Linked DNA regions of Homo sapiens: region 2 is linked to region 1. Evidence: read pairs that join two places in POLR2A ChIA-PET (ENCODE). Cell type or tissue: GM12878. All regions are shown on one strand. Links, peaks and the distances in the headings refer to the core of each region. The heading gives the core; the rest is flanking DNA. Region 1 overlaps SUPT4H1 (SPT4 homolog, DSIF elongation factor subunit). Region 2 overlaps LOC105371841 (a long non-coding RNA gene).

Evidence for each region. ChIA-PET counts read pairs that join two places held together with the same protein. Peaks named below come from ENCODE experiments on the same cell type or tissue, not always from the same donor. Only the 100,000 strongest peaks of a DNase experiment are listed, where the experiment ranks them.
Region 2: POLR2A ChIA-PET joins it to region 1 with 10 read pairs; 11 of 35 experiments call an interaction of 5 or more read pairs at or near these places.

What each region holds. Positions count from the first base shown.
Region 1 is chr17:58,340,340-58,348,666 of GRCh38, reverse strand. SUPT4H1 (SPT4 homolog, DSIF elongation factor subunit) reads left to right here. Exons shown (of 5, transcript NM_003168.3): 3 at 1,083-1,138; 4 at 1,426-1,479; 5 at 2,354-3,489. The coding sequence ends at 2,421. The region is part of intron 3 of TSPOAP1-AS1 (TSPOAP1, SUPT4H1 and RNF43 antisense RNA 1); the gene reads right to left. Among named protein-coding and RNA genes, the nearest start is that of SUPT4H1, 7.7 kb to the left of the region's middle. RefSeq lists an enhancer at 3,920-4,449. In GM12878, for the core only: a CTCF peak has its summit at 3,636; DNase peaks (open chromatin) are centred at 3,676 and 4,046; H3K4me3 peaks cover 5,026 bases; H3K27ac peaks cover 5,965 bases.
Region 2 is chr17:58,229,180-58,237,506 of GRCh38, reverse strand. It overlaps LOC105371841 (a long non-coding RNA gene), which reads right to left. Exons shown (of 2, transcript XR_934884.4): 2 at 3,928-4,847. Among named protein-coding and RNA genes, the nearest start is that of LPO, 5.2 kb to the left of the region's middle. In GM12878, for the core only: a CTCF peak has its summit at 4,432; DNase peaks (open chromatin) are centred at 3,786 and 4,556; H3K4me3 peaks cover 874 bases; H3K27ac peaks cover 1,663 bases.

The DNA of each region.
Region 1 (8,327 bases), core at 37-8,036:
AAAAACCAGGATGTTTTTGGAGAACAGTGGGAATTCTGTTTAGGTTAAATCATAAGGTTGGGCTGTAGGGACCCTAAGGCTAAAAAGATAGATTGCAAAGGACAGAGAAGAATATACTTGTGGTCAGGAGGATGGCCTGCATACATGCCTATCTCCCATCAGGCTGCAGGGCTGGGGGCTAGTGTTCTGCTTGTCACCCCTGGAGGTAGGGTCGGTTCCACTTAACAGCGCATGGCTGAGAATGTAGGATTTGGATGGGAAGGGAATCTTCTCAAATAAGAATCCAAGATTGTTACTGAGAGAAGAGGGGAGGCATATTGAGGCAGTCAACAAATGTCAGTGCTTACACCCACACAATAGGCAGTCAGTAAGCATTTGATTGAATGCGTTGAATGACAAAAATGCTTACCCATCTTGCTCAAGCAGCATCTTCTAGCCCTTGAATAGCCTTACCATTCCTCTGGAATCACAGCTACCTGGGAAGGACTATTAGGATAATGAGGAGAGCTAATGCTTATTTAGCACCTACTCTGTGCTAGTCTTTGTGCTAGGTGTTTTTCATGTATTATCTCAACCTTTGAGTCTCAGCTTACTGATGAGGTTCTGAGAAGGGAACCCCACATGTATAGGTCATTAGAGGGGTCCCCATATGTATAGGTCATTAAGAGGAAAAGTTTAGCCAAGTTGAACTCCTTTCTAGTAGGAGGATCCGTTGTTTTCACTCACCCTCCTCTTTGCACTAGGCCCTAGACCCCTTGTAGTTGTGTTAGTTGTAACTATTGGACCCCTTGTCCTAAAGCCGTCTCATTTTCTAGGGAATGTTAGGCTAAGGATGTTTGTGAGCTGAGTGAGATAATCTTTTGGGGATGGAAACTGACCTGTGGCTGGCCGGCCAAGGACATAAGAATGAAGAACTTTTGTCAGTCCTAGCTTTGAGTCAGCCTCATCCCAACATCAGAAGGCAGTTTTGCCAGCTTTCCAGTGGAGACTCGGTACTTGGCTTTTTCCTAGATTCCTCTCTCAGAATTGAGCTCAGGCCCAGGGAGGCTCAGGCTGACTCTCCATTTCTTTTCCCTCCCTAGAATCATTGCGATGATGAGTCCAGAGGACAGCTGGGTCTCCAAGTGGCAGCGAGTCAGTAAGTGTTGGCCTGTCTCCTTTTGGCTTAGTTGTAGTGTTGTTACTGTTCCTCAGGTCCATTAGGGAGTCTCAAATCAGCAAGATGAGTGACCTCAGGGTGGGAAAGATCGGGTTGTAGGAAACACAGGGAAGCAGTGTCCTGTGCCTTGTCATTTAACACTTGTAGCCAAAAGAGGGAATAGCTCTTCTCTTGGAGTTGCATCACTTCTTTAGCTTAAGCTTCCATTTGATCTTGAGTCTTAACTAACTTCACTGTAATCTTGTATCTTTTTTCTTCTCTCTCAGGTAACTTTAAGCCAGGTGTATATGCGGTGTCAGTCACTGGTCGCCTGCCCCAAGGTAATAATAATCATAACAGCCAATGTTCATTTACTGTAAAGCTCTGTGGAAGTTTTTTTATCTGAATTAATGCCAATTCTCACATTCTATGAGGTTCAGCATTTTACAGATGGGGGGAACCAGGCACAGAGAGGTTAAATCACTTGCTGGAGGTCACCAGGTAGTAAATGAGGAGCCAGGATTGGAATCCAGGCATTCTGGCTCCAGAATTTTTGCTGTTTCTGTTTTTTATTTTTTTTAGAGACAAGGTCTCACTATGTTGCCCAGGCTGGACTCTAACTCCTGGGCTCATGTGCTCCTCCCACCTCTGCCTCCTGAGTAGCTGGGACTACAGGTGCTTGGCTTAGAACCTTTGCTTTTGATGACTACATGTATCCCTCTTTTTCTTCTCATTCTTACCGAATACCTGCCTGGGTCTTCACTAGTAATGAGTCAACTAAGCAGGACCTTTTTTTTTTTTTTTTTTTTTGAGACAGAGTCTCTGTCACCCAGGCTGAAGTATAGTGGCATTATCAGAGCTCACTGCAGCCTTGAACTCATGGATTCAAGGGATCCTCCCGCCTCAGCCTCCCAAATAGCTGGCACTACAGGTGCAAGCCACTACACCTGGCTAATTTTTAAAATTTTTTTGTAGAGATGGGGCCTTGCTCTGTAGCCCAGGCTAGTCTTGAACTCCTGACCTCAAGTGATCCACCTTGACCTCCCAAAGTGCTGAGATTGCAGGCATGAGCCACCGTGCCTGGCCAAGCAGACGATTGATAAGTAGTCTAGGAACTCCAGTTTGCTTATAGTACCCCCCTCAAGGTGGCAGCTGAGTGGCCTATCTTACCCTTCTGAATCTTACCTCACAGAACTGTTTCTTTTCCTGCTTCAGGAATCGTGCGGGAGCTGAAAAGTCGAGGAGTGGCCTACAAATCCAGAGACACAGCTATAAAGACCTAGCAAGATGCAAGGCTGCCAGCATCTTTGCTCTCCACCTCCTGCCTCTGCTTATTTCTTGTTCTGGAACTAAATGAACAGAACTTCAAATACTTCCTACCCTCCAATTCAGACTCAGCTGACTGTTGAGAGAGCAGCACATCATTTTATCATTTTATCTTCTTTGGACTACAGGTGGGGTGGGAGGGATTTGGGTTGGTGGATTAACAGATGGAATTGAGGAGAGAGTAGGATGCTGATTTTCCTACCCGTGGCCCAGGTCTGTGCCTTCCCCATGCCAAGGACTCTAGGTCAAATGTCAATAAATATGAACCTCGAGAAAGTTCTGAAGGCCATGACACCTGCCTTGCCTCCCTCTTCCATTCTCTTAGGCACAGTAATAGCTTATTTGCCCTATAAGAACCTTCCCAGAGCAGCAGAGGCCCTTCTACTCCCTCTTGACTGTCTCAGCCTCTGGGATTGCAGCCTTTGTAGTGTGCTTCCTTGCTTCCTATCGGAGGGTGCTGATCCAGAGGCTCAGTAACCCCATCAACTTGGTGGCCCTGGTGTCTCACACTTGTATCCTTCTGCCCTCGAGACCTGGCACAGCAGTATCCCTTGAAGAAATCCTGAGGCTTTGTAGAGTGCTCCTTGACCATGTTTAATAATTCTTCCCTCCCCTGCTTGTCTATTTTCTTCTCTTCACGGCTCTTCCTATACCTTAGGCCAGTCTCAAGCACTCACTGGAGACCCTTGGGCCTTGGGCGACCATTGAGTCCTAGTCTCCCTTGTTTGTGCCCCTGTAGGAGGTAGGTCCTTTTCTCCTCCGGCCTAGTAGGGGACCTTGGGTAACATCCCATTTTTCGGCCAAGGTGAGTTGTTTTAGGATAAAAAAATTTACCACAAATTCTCATTTAAATTTCCACAGAAATCCTGTTCGTATCCCCATTTTGATTTCCCTAAGTTCCTTGTTCTCCCTCTAAAAAGAGAATGATTGCACCCTGCCTGTTTACCTCAGGATTGTTGTGATTGTAGAAACGAAGCTATGTGAAAATTATATAAGTATTATAAAGGTGAAATACTTTTGCTCTCCTTTTTGGGCCATTTTTCAATACATAGAATATGTGCACAATCAGCCAAAATAGTAGGGGAAATGCTGAGAACCACAACTGCAGGGTGAGCTGTGCTGTGCTAGGGCAGAGCTGCCTGTGCTAGGGCTTTGTGTCTCAGCCACCTGGTGTTGCTCTTGAGTTGATTTTGCTTGTTACCTGTGGCCTGGAGAGTGTGGGAAGGAGGAGAGATGCGACCTGACTCTGATTAGTTTGTCTACTCCCCTTCCTTGTCCTCACATAGGCCTATGGGAGGGAAACTGGGACTGGCCGGGCTGCTCATGTCCACTATGGTCTTCAAACCAAAACCATTTTCTCTGGTGCCTTCAAGCTCTGAGGGAATGGTCAGATAACCCCAACTCCAAACTGAGTTTCTCAAGGATTTCCCCAGCCCAGCAAACAGAAAGCTCCGTGGGTGGTGATTTCTGTTCAATTTCAACCTGAAAGCAACCCTGCCAGGCTAGAGCTTACGTCCTGGATGGAAGAAGTGCGTTTCAGCAAGTGCCCAGGCTGTGCAGCCAACACCCAACTTTCACTAGCTTCTCAAAAAGTCCCTTGGAAAGCCCCAGCTGCTGTCCTGGGTGTCTGACCCGGACGTGGCTGCTTGGTGAGAATGGAAACAGTTGTGGGGAGGGGAGGCAAGAGGAGCTTGCACAAATAACCACATTCAGGCTGCCTCAGCCCTACACTGAACTGGGCCCTAACTGACAGTCTCACAGGAAGCAAAAGACATAGCATAGGCATTGATGCTTGTGGGGGAAGGGTGGCCTGTTTTCCTTCCTGGACTCTACAGACTGTGCCAAGTGGGCTCTCCCCGGGAGCTGCTGCTGAATTAGCTTTCTTGCTTTCTCTGGTACTTGAACATGCAGGTGGTGCCACTCAGCAACCCAGACAGGCAGAAAGGTGCTGGAGTCCCATCCTCTACTGGGAACCCAAAGAAACTAAGACAAGGACTTGGTTCACAGCTCCCTGGGAGTGGGCGGTCCTGGTACTGCTGCCCTGCTTTCCATGGCTATGAGGGCAGCCATGAGAGCTATGTCCTGCCCCATTGGCCCATTGTGTCTGTCAGAGTTTCAGTCCCGTCCTGGCTGCCGAAGTTCTGAGTGCATAGCATCTTAAGATCTCTCCTTGTCTTGCTCAGTAGTTTGGCTTCTCTCCTGAAGAGCAAGCCTCCTCCCTAGCTCAACAAGGACAGATGCAAGTCAGACAGAGACTAGGAATAGTAGCCAGGCTGCCTTCCCCTTGCCTGCCCTTGCCTCATTCCCTGCTTCCTCCCTGCCACATACTGTGGAATTAGGGTCTCCCAGAACACTGAGGAGCTCAGTGGCAGTGCATTGATAATGCAGCCTCCAGCTCAAGAAAGGACTGGTAGCTGATAGAGCAAGGGTCAGGATGGTCTGGTCTTGGAGGGGAGCAGTTTCACCAGGGTTGGGAACTGAGGCTTTGCTCTTGGTGTGGCTTCTGCCTTGTTACTCCTAGTCTGTCTGCAGCCTGCTACTTGATCCTCAGGTCCCCTCCCTGACATCTGGTCTCTATGAAAGAGGCAGGTAGGTCATGTTTAAGAACAGACTAATAATAACTTTGTCTGGAAGTCTGGTTCATGTTTAGTATCAGTAAAGCCTTTCATGTAAATATTTTTACAGTTGACAAAGGTGCTGGGTGCTGTGGCTCATGCCTCTAATCCCAGCACCTTGGGGAGGTCAAAGCGGGCAGATCACTTTGAACCCAGGAGTGTAAGACCAACCTGGGCAACATGGCAAAAGCCCATCTCTACAAAAAATTAGCTAGGCATGGTGGTGTACACCTGTAGTCCCAGCTACTTGGGAGGCTGAGGTGGGAGGATCCCTTGAGTCTGGGAGTTTGAGGCTGCAGTGAGCCGTGATGGCGCCACTGCACTCCAGCCTGGGGGACAGAGTGAGACCGTGTCTCAGAAAACAACAAAACAAACCCAAATACAGTTGACAAAGGGCTTTCATATCCAGTATCTCATTTGATTCTCACAGAAACCCTGGAACTAGTTAACATCCTTATTTGGTGATGAGGAGACTGAGACTCAAAGAGTTAAAGTGTCTTGACTGGGCACGGTGGCTTATGCCTGTAATCCCAGCACTTTGGGAGGCCAAGGTGGGTGGATCATGAGATCAGGAGTTCAAGACCAGCCTGGCCAAGATGGTGAAACCCCGTCTCTACTAAAAATATAAAAAGTTAGCCAGGTGTGGTGGCGGGCGCCTGTAATCCCAGCTACATGGGAGGCTGAGGCAGGAGAAGTGCTTGAACTCGGGAGGCGGAGGTTGCAGTGAGCCAAGATCGTGCCACTGCACTCCAGCTAGGGTGACAGAGCAAGACTCTGTCTCGGGGTGGGGAAGAAAAGAGTTAAAAGTGTTTTAGCCATAATCAAGTAGTGGAGCCTCAGCTCAAGAAATATAATGTCCACACTAAGTTTAGGGCTACTAACTGTTTGTGACATAGTTGTCCACAAACACAGCAAGTTTTTTTCCCTCCATAAGTGTTCAACAGAACCAGTGTGAGGCATTAGCTTTCTTCTGAGTGAAGTTATTACAACACATTGTCCCTACACGTTGAGCCCACCAACCACTCTAATCCCACCACTCTAGTCCCTAAGTCTAAAATTAGCCAAAGAGATGGAGGCAGTGGGGCAATGGCCCAGGGAGGGGATCCTTGGGATTTACTCAAGGATTCCTGTGCAGAGCATTGGGAAACCAGTCTAGCCCTTCATGAGTTACCCCTGGCTGCATCTTCTATTCCACTCCAGCAGCTCTTACGCACCTGCTGACCTGTGTGCCCCACACCTCCCAACCTCTCTTTTTCCTCCTCACCTCCCTCAATCTGCAGACTGATGATGGCACCGTCACACCCCACTGGAACACTGAGACTTGTGCGATGAAAATACATGTATCTAACTAAGGGCAGAGTCCTGGCCCTGCTGCCTCCACCAGCCACCAACCCTGTGACTTTCCCAAGTCACCTCTAAAATGAAGTTTCTTGTCTAGGAAGTGCAGTTGACAAAACTATGATGTTAAGGGCAGGATCGTGGTTAGCTGTGATAGGTGGTGGTGGAGGAGGGCATGAGAAGCACCTAAGGTGCTGGTTATATTTTGTTTCTTTCTTTCCTTCCTTCCTTCCTTCCTTTTTCTTTCTTTTCTTTCTCCCTTCCTTCCCTTTCTTTCTTTCTTTTATTTTCTTTCACTTTTTTTTTTTTTTTTTGAGACAGGGTCTCACTTTGTCACCCAGACTGCAGTGCAGTGGCATGATCATGGCTCACTGCAGCCTCAACCTCCTGGGCTCAGTTGATCCTCCCACCTCAGTGCCTCAAGTAGCGGGGTCTACAGGCATCCACCACCACATCCAGCTAATTTTTATATTTTGGTAGAGACGGGGTTTTGTCATGCTGCCCAGGCTGGTCTCGAACTCCTGGGCTCAAGCCATCCACCCACCTCGGCCTCCCAAACTGCTGGGACTACAGGCATGAGCCACTGCGTCCGGCCTTTTATCTTGATCTTGATGCTAGTTATGTAGGTCAGTTCACTTTCTGGAAATATATTGTTATATACTTAGGATTTGTTCACTGTTATACTTCAAATAAAAAGTTTGCTTTGGCTGGGTGTGGTGGCTCACGCCTGTAATCCCAGCATTTTGGGAGGCTGAGGCAGGTGGATTGCTTGAGCTCAGAAGTTTGAGATCAGCCTGTGCAAAGGGCGATGCCCTGTCTCTACTAAAAATTTTTTTAAAATTAGCTGGGCGTGGTGGCACACGCCTGTAGTCCCAACTACTTGGGAGGCTGAGGCAGGAGGATCACTTGAGCCCAGGAGGTCACGGGTGCAGTGAGTCCCAGTTGTGCCACTGCACTCTAGCCTGGGCAACAGAGCAAGACCCTGTCTCAAAAAAAAAAAAAAAAAAATCAAATACAATAATTTAGGCAAAAGCAATTTGAGAGTTGTAAACTATGTAAGGAATTGTCATTATCCAAGGTTGCCTATCTCTAGGTAAGTTCTAGATAGGTGTGACAAGAATTTCATCCTTCCAGCATTGTTGGGTAATGGTAATAGGTGTTCCACCACATATATCATACATAAATACATCAAAACTGAATCAAAACAGAAACATTTTCCTTCAAGCACCAGGGCTTTTTTTTTTTTTTTTTTTTTCCAAAGACAGGGTCTTGTTCTGTTTCCCAGGCAGGAGCGCAGTGGCACGATTGTAGCTCACTGAAGCCTCCAGCTCCTGGGCTCAATCAATCCTCTCACTTCAGCTCCTAGAGTATCTAACAATACAGGTGCGCACCACTCCACCCAGCTCATTTTGGGGGTATTTTTGGTATTTTTTGTAGAGACAGGGTTTCAAATTCCTGGCCTCAAGTGTTCCTTCGGCCTCAGCCTCCTAAAAGGCTAGGATTATATGCGTGAGCCACTGTGCCTGGCCAAGGTTTTTTTAAAATTTTAATCTTTATGTTCTCGTTTTTTATAAGATAAAGTTTGGTTTGGGTTTTTTTTTTGTTTTTTTGTTTGTTTTTCTGTGGTTCTTTTTTTTTAGACAGGGTCTCACTATGTTGCCTAGACTGGCCTTGAATTCCTGGGCTCAAGAGATTCTCCCGCTTCAGCCTCACAAGTAGCTGGGACTACAGGCATGTGCCACTACACCTAGCTTAAATTTTTAAAAATGTGTTATATACTTCCTTGCTATTTGGATACAAGATTCTGAATGTGATTTAACCTGATTTGGTTCAAAGTCATTGTTGTAAACCTCCATTTTTGTATCATGTGGTGAAATGGTTCCGGGACTGACTCTTTTTCTACCTCTTGG
Region 2 (8,327 bases), core at 109-8,108, 110 kb after region 1:
GCCTCTTTATGAAATTATACTTTGAGTTGAAAATACTCTGGGAGCAACTGTCAGAAATTTATCAACCCCAAAACAGACTTCTTGGTTCGCCTTCAAAAAAGTGATATTTCCTTTCTCTAGATGGTGGAATATATCTAAAAACTACTTCTCTCGTGATGAATCCAGGCAAATAAGCTGGGCATCTCGGAAGAAGGCAGCTGTCCAGGAGAGGTGAATGAGACATCAGGCTCTTCTTGTTTTCTTTGAAACACACTTCAGCTCCTTAGCCAAGCATTGTTTTTCTGTGTCTGACCATTCCCTGAACTTTGGCACATGTTTCTCAAGGTTCTTGCCTCTGAGTTTTATGCTTAATATGTTCAGGAAGCTGTGTTGTTAGGCAGATCTTGACCTAGTTGGTTCTGAATAATCTGAAGATGGAACTTCCTTTTAGAAGACCCTATGGGATAACATTGCTTCCTATGTACAAAATATAGTGACTTATTGGTCAGGGTAACAGCAAAATACAGGTCTGATTATTCCCGGGTTTTATCATGTTATGACATGATATGATATGTCCTAGCTTTGGTCTTTCTGTAATGGGTCAAATAGGATGGGGCAGTGTCAGCTCCAGCCCAGTAAGGACCTTCCTTGATATTGGCCGTGAAGCACACCTGGAGGCAGTCAATCTGACAGTGACATGCCTATTGTTCTATAGCTAATTTTTATTTGAGAGCTTTGCTGACATGTGATGACATGTTTTCATGGGTTTATCTCAGTCTAGTCAAATCTGTAGCACAGGTAGATGTCTTCCCATGTGGGAATGGCAAATTGGCCTGAGAAATGGAGAGTGGAAGGCAGAAAGTTCAGGAGAAAGCTAAAAAGGCCAATAGCTTCTCATATGTCAGTGCAGAGTCCAAGATATTTTAGCAAAAGCAGCAGCAGCAGGGAGTACCCAATGAAGATAAGGTCTATCGCTGGCACATGACAGTACACACACCCACACACACACACAAACATGCACACATACTTCCCAGGAACACACAGTTTATAAATGAGACTGATTTTGGACATAGCTGGCTCACCTCTGTCGCCTTCTAGAATTAGAATGCTGCATGCTGCATACACAACCTTTGGTTGATCCAAAGGATACTCATGGTTGGTAACACAGTGACCATTCTATTTGTGTAAGGTGATTGTAGCTCTCACACTGGGCCCATGTCAGGTGCTCTCTCCCATGGGCGCATAGCTAGTCCCTTCCTTAGCTGTCTGTTTTCACCTTTGTCTGCTGGCTTGGCTGTCATTCATAGCTGGGCAGGGTTGTTTTTTTTCTTTTCTTTCCTGGCTAAAATGCATTTCCTTTTGTTGGTTTCCTAGAACACCAAACAAACAGACTTCTTGTCCCAAGGGTGGCTCTATATGCCCATGTTTACCCCTTTTGGGATTCATCCACTAGTTCTACCCCAGAGAAGGGAGGAACCCAGGCACTCTGGCTTAAGCTGTCCCTGGCCTCTGGAGGGGTGTGCAGATGGCAGAGCTTCTCTGAATGGTGTCCCAGGGCGGCATGAGCTGTTGGAAGGGATGGGGACATTGCCAGGCAGCCCCCTTTGGAGAGAGAGGAGGGATTTATAGATGAGAAAAAGAAATATTTGGGATGGGTTGTATGTCTCTCTAGCAGACAGGAGGAGGCTCTGTTATCTTCTCCTAGCAACTTTTTTTTTTTTCTGAGACAAGGTCTCACTCTGCCTCCCAGGCTAGAGTGCAGTGGTGCAACCACCAGTCAGTGCAAGGGCTCACGCCATCCTCCCACCTCAGCCTCCCAAGTAGCTGGGACTACAGGTATGCACCACCATTCCCTACTAGTTTTTAATTTTTTGTAGAGACAGGGTTTCCCTATGTTACCCAGACTAGTCTCGAACTCCTGGGCTCAAGTGATCCTCCTGCCTTGGCTTCCCAAAGTGCTAGGATTACAGGCATGAGCCACTGAGCCCGGCCTCCTAGTATTTTTTAGTGGGAGAATTGATCTGATGCTTGGTAGCTTCTGAGATTGGCATAACACAAGGGTTCCAACTGGCAAACCTATGATCAATGAATTTTTCCACTTAGCCACAGCATGCTGAGACTGAAGGGCTTCCCTGGGAACCGACCTGGTGGGTGGGCAGAATACTGTCTCTTCCTTCTCTTCATTAATGGCAAATCTTTTTTTTTTTTTTTTTCAGTTAATGCCATTCAACCATTTCCCCTCAGTGTTGTCTTTCCTTTCCTCCCTCTTTCCCTGTTCCTCTTAAATATTCACTGAGCACCTAATAGTATGTGCTTCTGGTTTTTTCTTACTCCTAATCCTCTCTCTTCCTAATTAGTTGACAAATTATGAATTTTAATAAGTTTGCTTAAGCAAAAAAGCTGTCAGATCTGTTCCCTGCCTTGGCAGGGTAATGTAGGCATAGGGCTGGGGAAGGGGATAGACCTCAATGGAGCAAGACAGTCTGAATAAATCCTGAGTTGCTCAGGGTAGAGATGGGGCAATAAACCAATTCCCACTTAAGCCACAAATAAAGAAACACAGGATTTTAAACAAAAAACAATCTTGAATTGCTATTGTTATTCTGTGAGCAGTCTGAGGATATGCTTTGTGATAAGTCCATAAAGAAAATATCATGCGAATAAAATGCCCTGTTTCTCAAGCAAGCAAGCATGTGTATGTGTGTGTGTATGTGTTTGCACACACACGTGCATACAGATGTGACAAAGCAACTAGCGAAAATGCAAGGAGCACTGGATTATTAAAACTCAGCAAGCCAGGCTCTAGTCCTAGCTTGCTAGTCAGCAGCATGTGACATTGGGAAAATTACTCTTTATTCAGAGGTCTCAGTTTCCTTCTCTGGAAAGAGAAATGGGTCCACTAAGTAATTGTGTTGGTTCCCTTGGGCTGTGATGTTTAGAATTCAATTGTGAATCAGTAGATCTTGTAGGTCCCAGTGCCAGTGAGCTTCTGCCTCATTGTACAGTCTTGTACACATTACATACCCTCAGGTTCTCTTTATATAAAAGGGGGATGAGAATCCTATGTTCTTACTCTTAGGACCAGCTGGGATGGGGTAGGGGGACAACTATCCCAAAGGCTGTTTCTCCTTAGTTCTGAGGGACAACCAGAAACAAAAGAACAGGAAGAATCTTGTTGAGAAAGAAGAAAAATTCTGCTGGGAATGTGATCATTCTCTGTCACTCAAGTTGGAAACCAGGGAGACACCCTGGGCATTTTTCTTTTTTCTTTCCCTCTTTTCTCTTCCTCCCCTTCCTCCCATCTTCTTGGTCACTGAATCCTGTCCATTTGTCCTTCATAAATCTCTTGCCTCTGTGGCTTCCTTGACTTCCCCACATTCTGGTTCTGCCCTGCCCTGAATTACCCCCCACTTTATTTATTTATTTATTTATTTATTTATTATTTTTTATTTATTTATTTTTTTTTTGAGACGGAGTTTCGCTCTGTCGCCCAGGCTGGAGTGCAGTGGAATTATCTTGGTTCACTGCAGCCTCTGCCTCCTGAGTTCAAGTGATTCTCCTGTCTCTGGAAGAGGCTGGACTTTTACCCCACTGCAGGGGTTAGAAGGGCCAGTTGAATTTGTAGGATTGTGGTGGAGGCTGGAATGGGGTGAAATGCTCAAATAGTCTGTCTGTGATGGAACCCCTTCCACTCTGGTGGAAACCTGGGGAGGGTGAAGTGGTTATTACCTCTCACTCTTCGCACAGTGCTAAGAAGGGGACAGAGGCTGGGGAGAGGAAGTGAAAGAATCTTCACTGTCCCACCCTCTTTTTCTTCTCTTAATGAATACAGGCTTTTCAAGAGGCTGTAAGCGTACACTGTAGAATGTCCTTCTACTCAGCGAGCAACATGGCCTCTGATATGCCTCTAACAAAAGATAATCATGACCAGGTACCCCTGAAGGAAACTGAGATTCTAAAATTTATTTGATATCTTACTTTTTTAAAGAGAAAAATTTTTATTTTAGAACAATTTTAGATTTACCATATTATTACAAAGATAATACAGAGTTCCTGCACACTCCACACCCAGTTTTCATTATGATTATCTTATTTTACAATGGTACATTTGTCACAGTTAATAAAGCAATATTGTTACATTATTATTAAGTAAAAGGTCAATATCTTACATTTTAACTTTCAAATTCATGCTTTTATGTCCCACTCAAGAAATTATCTGTTTGTTTTTATATAAAAATTTAAAATTTACTTCACAGCAACCTACAGTGGACACACCAAGAATGTGAGCCAAATGTAACCTGTGCTCTCTGTTTTCCGGGCCACTACGGTGTTCCCTGGGGGAGGCGCCCAGCTTGGGCCTACGAGAGTGAGTTCAGAGCGGAGTCGGAAGGAAATCTCATAGGGCCCTAATGACCCTGCTCGGTGGCTGTGTAACCTCAAGAGTTACTCAGTCTCTGAGCCTCGGCTTCCTCTTCTGGTGAGTGGGAGTAGGAGCAGCAGCCTGCCTCACAGGGTGCCATGAGGATAAGCTCGGCTCAGGCATGCAGACACGTAGAGCATGATTCACACGACGTCATTAGCATCAGGAGCATCCCTGAGACAGGAAGGTGAGCAGTGACTTCAGCACGAGCTGGTTCTTGAGAAGTCATGCTTTCACCCTCCCAGCCTCTGAATCGCCACTTCTAATCCTGAGGAGGGTCAGAAGCTGAAACTGAAAAAGGAAATGGCTTCAACCCCACGTCCTCATAGCTGGGTTGCACGCCACAGACAGAGGAGACAGAAAGGGAAAGTTTCTTTTTTTGGCTTCTGCTGCTGGGCATTCTCTCTGTCCTGGTGACTGTGTGGCTCTCCAATGAGCTGCTTGCTATCTGATGGGAAGAAAAAAGGAGATGATGGGGGCCATGGCACCACCCTGTCCCCAAGGAGCCAACTCTAGTTTTGCCCTCTTTTGGTCACATGGATGTGAAAGAGTCCATCTTCAGCCTGAGGACAACAGCTGGCCCAGGCAGGGTTTCTGCTCTTGAACTCGGCAACCTAGGCTAGTTGCTCCCACCTCTCTGAAGTCCCTGTGGACCTGGATACTGCATAGCTGATGATGTCCGTCTGCTGAAATAAAGCCTAGCAGAATTTCCTAGCCTGACAGCTGAAAACCGGCCTGCATTGCTTATAGTAACTCATGTTTTCTCTTTTCCCTTCTTGCTACAGATTTCAGGAGGCCCATTTTGACTTCAGTACCTGGCCCCCCATGAGGTGATGGCCCCACTGTTAGCTTTCCATGTCTAAACTCTGAAATTTTGCCCTGAATTTCGATCCAGTGCCCGAGGCACTGCCACTGCTGGCAATTTAATCATGGTCCTTACTGGATTTCACATCCTACAAATTCAACTGGCCCTTCTAACCCCTGCAGTGGGGTAAAAGTCCAGCCTCTCCCTCCAGCCCCAAGTTCTAAAACGTGGTGCTGGCCCACCTTCATGAACCCTCCCATTTGTGGCCATGTCAAAAGAGAAAATGATGAATGGGTAAGAAAAACAGAAATTGATCAAATCTGCCTGAGATTCTGCCCTCCTAGAACTTATCAAATCTGTAGCAATAAAACTTTACAGCCTCAGATTAGGGATCTGCAATTCCCTGCTCACAGCTGCAATGAGAGCAAGAGACCATGACCTAACAGACTCAATTGGGAAGATTCCCGTTTGTGGGATGTTTTCGATGTGTCACACAACCCTAGATTTCCTTGCTATTTTTATCTTTTGAAACATTCTCCAAGAAACCTAATGTGGAAGTTCCCTCTTTTAACATAATTATGTTGTTTCACTACAAGTTGCTGGGGTTCAAGAAATCATTAATTGGGCTACTTTAAGAGCATAATGTAATTCCAATCTGCAAAAATATAGGAAATATGACATTCTCTAGAAATGGATTTAAGCATAGATCTAGGACTCATAAATAACAAGGCAGTGTTTTGACCCTGGTGATATTTGCCAAGTAAGTATAGCAAGGGGATTTTAGTCAGCCTGGCTTTGCCTCATCATGATTTATATTTGTCTGATTCTTTTAAAAAGTAAGCTTAGAGTTTGAACAACATTTCAGAAGCCTCTGGTTCAGTGATTCCCAAAGGTTGCATCTGAATCAGTGGAAAGCTTGGGAAAAATACAGGCATCCAGACTCTGCTCCTGGTCTACAGAATTCCAGCTCTGGCATTGGAGTTGGAGAACCTCTATTTCTAATAAATCTCCTGGGTGAGTCTGACATACGGGTAGATTTGGAAACTACTAATCTAGCTGAACTTTCTACCCTCTGTAGGATTCCCCACTACATCCTTGCTCCTCAAGGTATGATCCAAAGTCTTATAGCATTGGAATCTTCTGGGAGCTACTCAGAAATACAGAATCTCAGGCCCCACCCAGATGTACCAAATCAGAATCTGCATTTTCACAAAATCCCCAGGTCATATTTATTTACATTAAAGCTGACAGATGGTCATCAAGTCACTGCTTGAACACTTCCGGGGTTGGGGAGCTCAGTATTTACATGGCAACCTGCTTCATTGCTGGGAGGCTCTAATTATCTAGCTCTTTCTTATAGCAAGCTCACTCACTCATTCATGCATTCATTCTACAAATATGGGCAGACTCTAAAAAGTTGACCAAGATGACATAGTCACGTGATCACATTTCAGCCATTTTTAAATTTCAGTTCATAGGCAGAGAGAACCTCTTTTTTTTTTTTTTTTTTTTTTTTTTGATGGAGTCTCACTCTGTCACCCAGGCTGGAGTGCAGTGGCTCAACCTTGGCTCACTGCAACCTCCGCCCCCGGGTTCAAGCAATTCCCCTGCCTCAGCCTCCCGAGTAGCTGGGATTACAGGCACTGCCACGGCGTCCAGCTAATATTTGTATTTTTAGTAGAGACGGGGTTTCACCATCTTGGACAGGCTGGTCTTGAACTCCTGACCTTGTGATCCACCTGCCTCGGCCTCCCGAAGTGCTGGCATGAGCCACCGTGCCCCGCCAAGAGAGAACCTCTCTTAACAGAGATGTATTTTCTTGTTTTCACATAGGCCAGTGTGAAACTAAGGGCCTGTCTCTTGTAGAACCTTACTGAGGGCTGTAAGAAGTTGGTAACACAATCCAATATCCTGAATTTTCCCCACCATCCTCCTAATGCAACAGCCTGCATAGTATGTGGTCCCCATTCCCAGACACATCAGTGTAACTCCTTCCTATCCAAAGTGTGGTCCATGGCTCAGCAGCAGTGGCACCACCTGGGAGCTTGTTAGGAACGCAGACTCTCAGTTCCCACCAAATCAGGATCTTCATTTGAACAAGATCCCCAGGTGATTTTTTTGCACATTAAACTTCAACAGGCAGAGAAACCAGTTCTATTTCACAATCCCTTAAATAGGATTGCTAACTTTCTAGCTCATGAGCAAGCCCTATCTCTTCAGCCAATTCCATCAAGTATAAGCCTGTTAATTGCAGCATGCCTACTTCCAGGCACACATTCCGTATTACTTAGCATGCGTTTGCTGGGCCCAGGTCACCAACAAACTAGCTCAAATTGGCTTAACTAACAAGGCAAATTTCAAATTGAATGCTGGGCACATGGATGGTGATTATACGATTTGTTCCATATTTGTGTTGCTGTTGTTGGTGTAATTTTTTTTAGTTGTGGTAAAATACACATAATATAAAATTTACCATCTTAACCATGTTTAAGTGTACTGTTCAGTTTTGTCAAGTATTCACATTGCTATGCAACCAATAATTGTTCCATATTTTTTGATCATTTGAAAAAAAAAAAAACCTCTAACAAGAATCCAGGGATAGGGTTGACTTCAGGGTTGAATTACTTCAATGGGCCTGGCTTCCTTCACCCTGCAGTTCTCCTGGCTTTACCTCCTCTCAGCTTCAACTCCATCCTTCCCTTGCAGGCAAAATGGCACACAACCCCCTGCAGGGGAAGGCAGAGAATCTCACAGAAGAGAAAGAATAGCTTTCCCAGAAATCCTGGCAAGCTTTTTCTTACGTCTCACTGGCCTGAATTGGAACATGTGCCTGTTCCTTAATTGGCAAAGATATTTTAAGGGTCATTAGATTATTGCTGTAGAAAGATCACTTGGCTTTAGGGTGGGGAAGAGGTGGAGGGTAGGACTGCAGAGAGGAAGGTCAGGAGGCACCCTGTTGCAATGACGAAGGTAGGAACTAATGGTATCCTGGAAAGAGGTAGTGCCTGGTGGTCCTGGAGGTGGAGAGCTGGGAAAGGATTCCAGAGATGTTAATGCGATTGAAATCTTAATTTTCTTCCGTTCAAAGACTAAAAATACCTTTCCCTTCACCCTCTCTCAAGA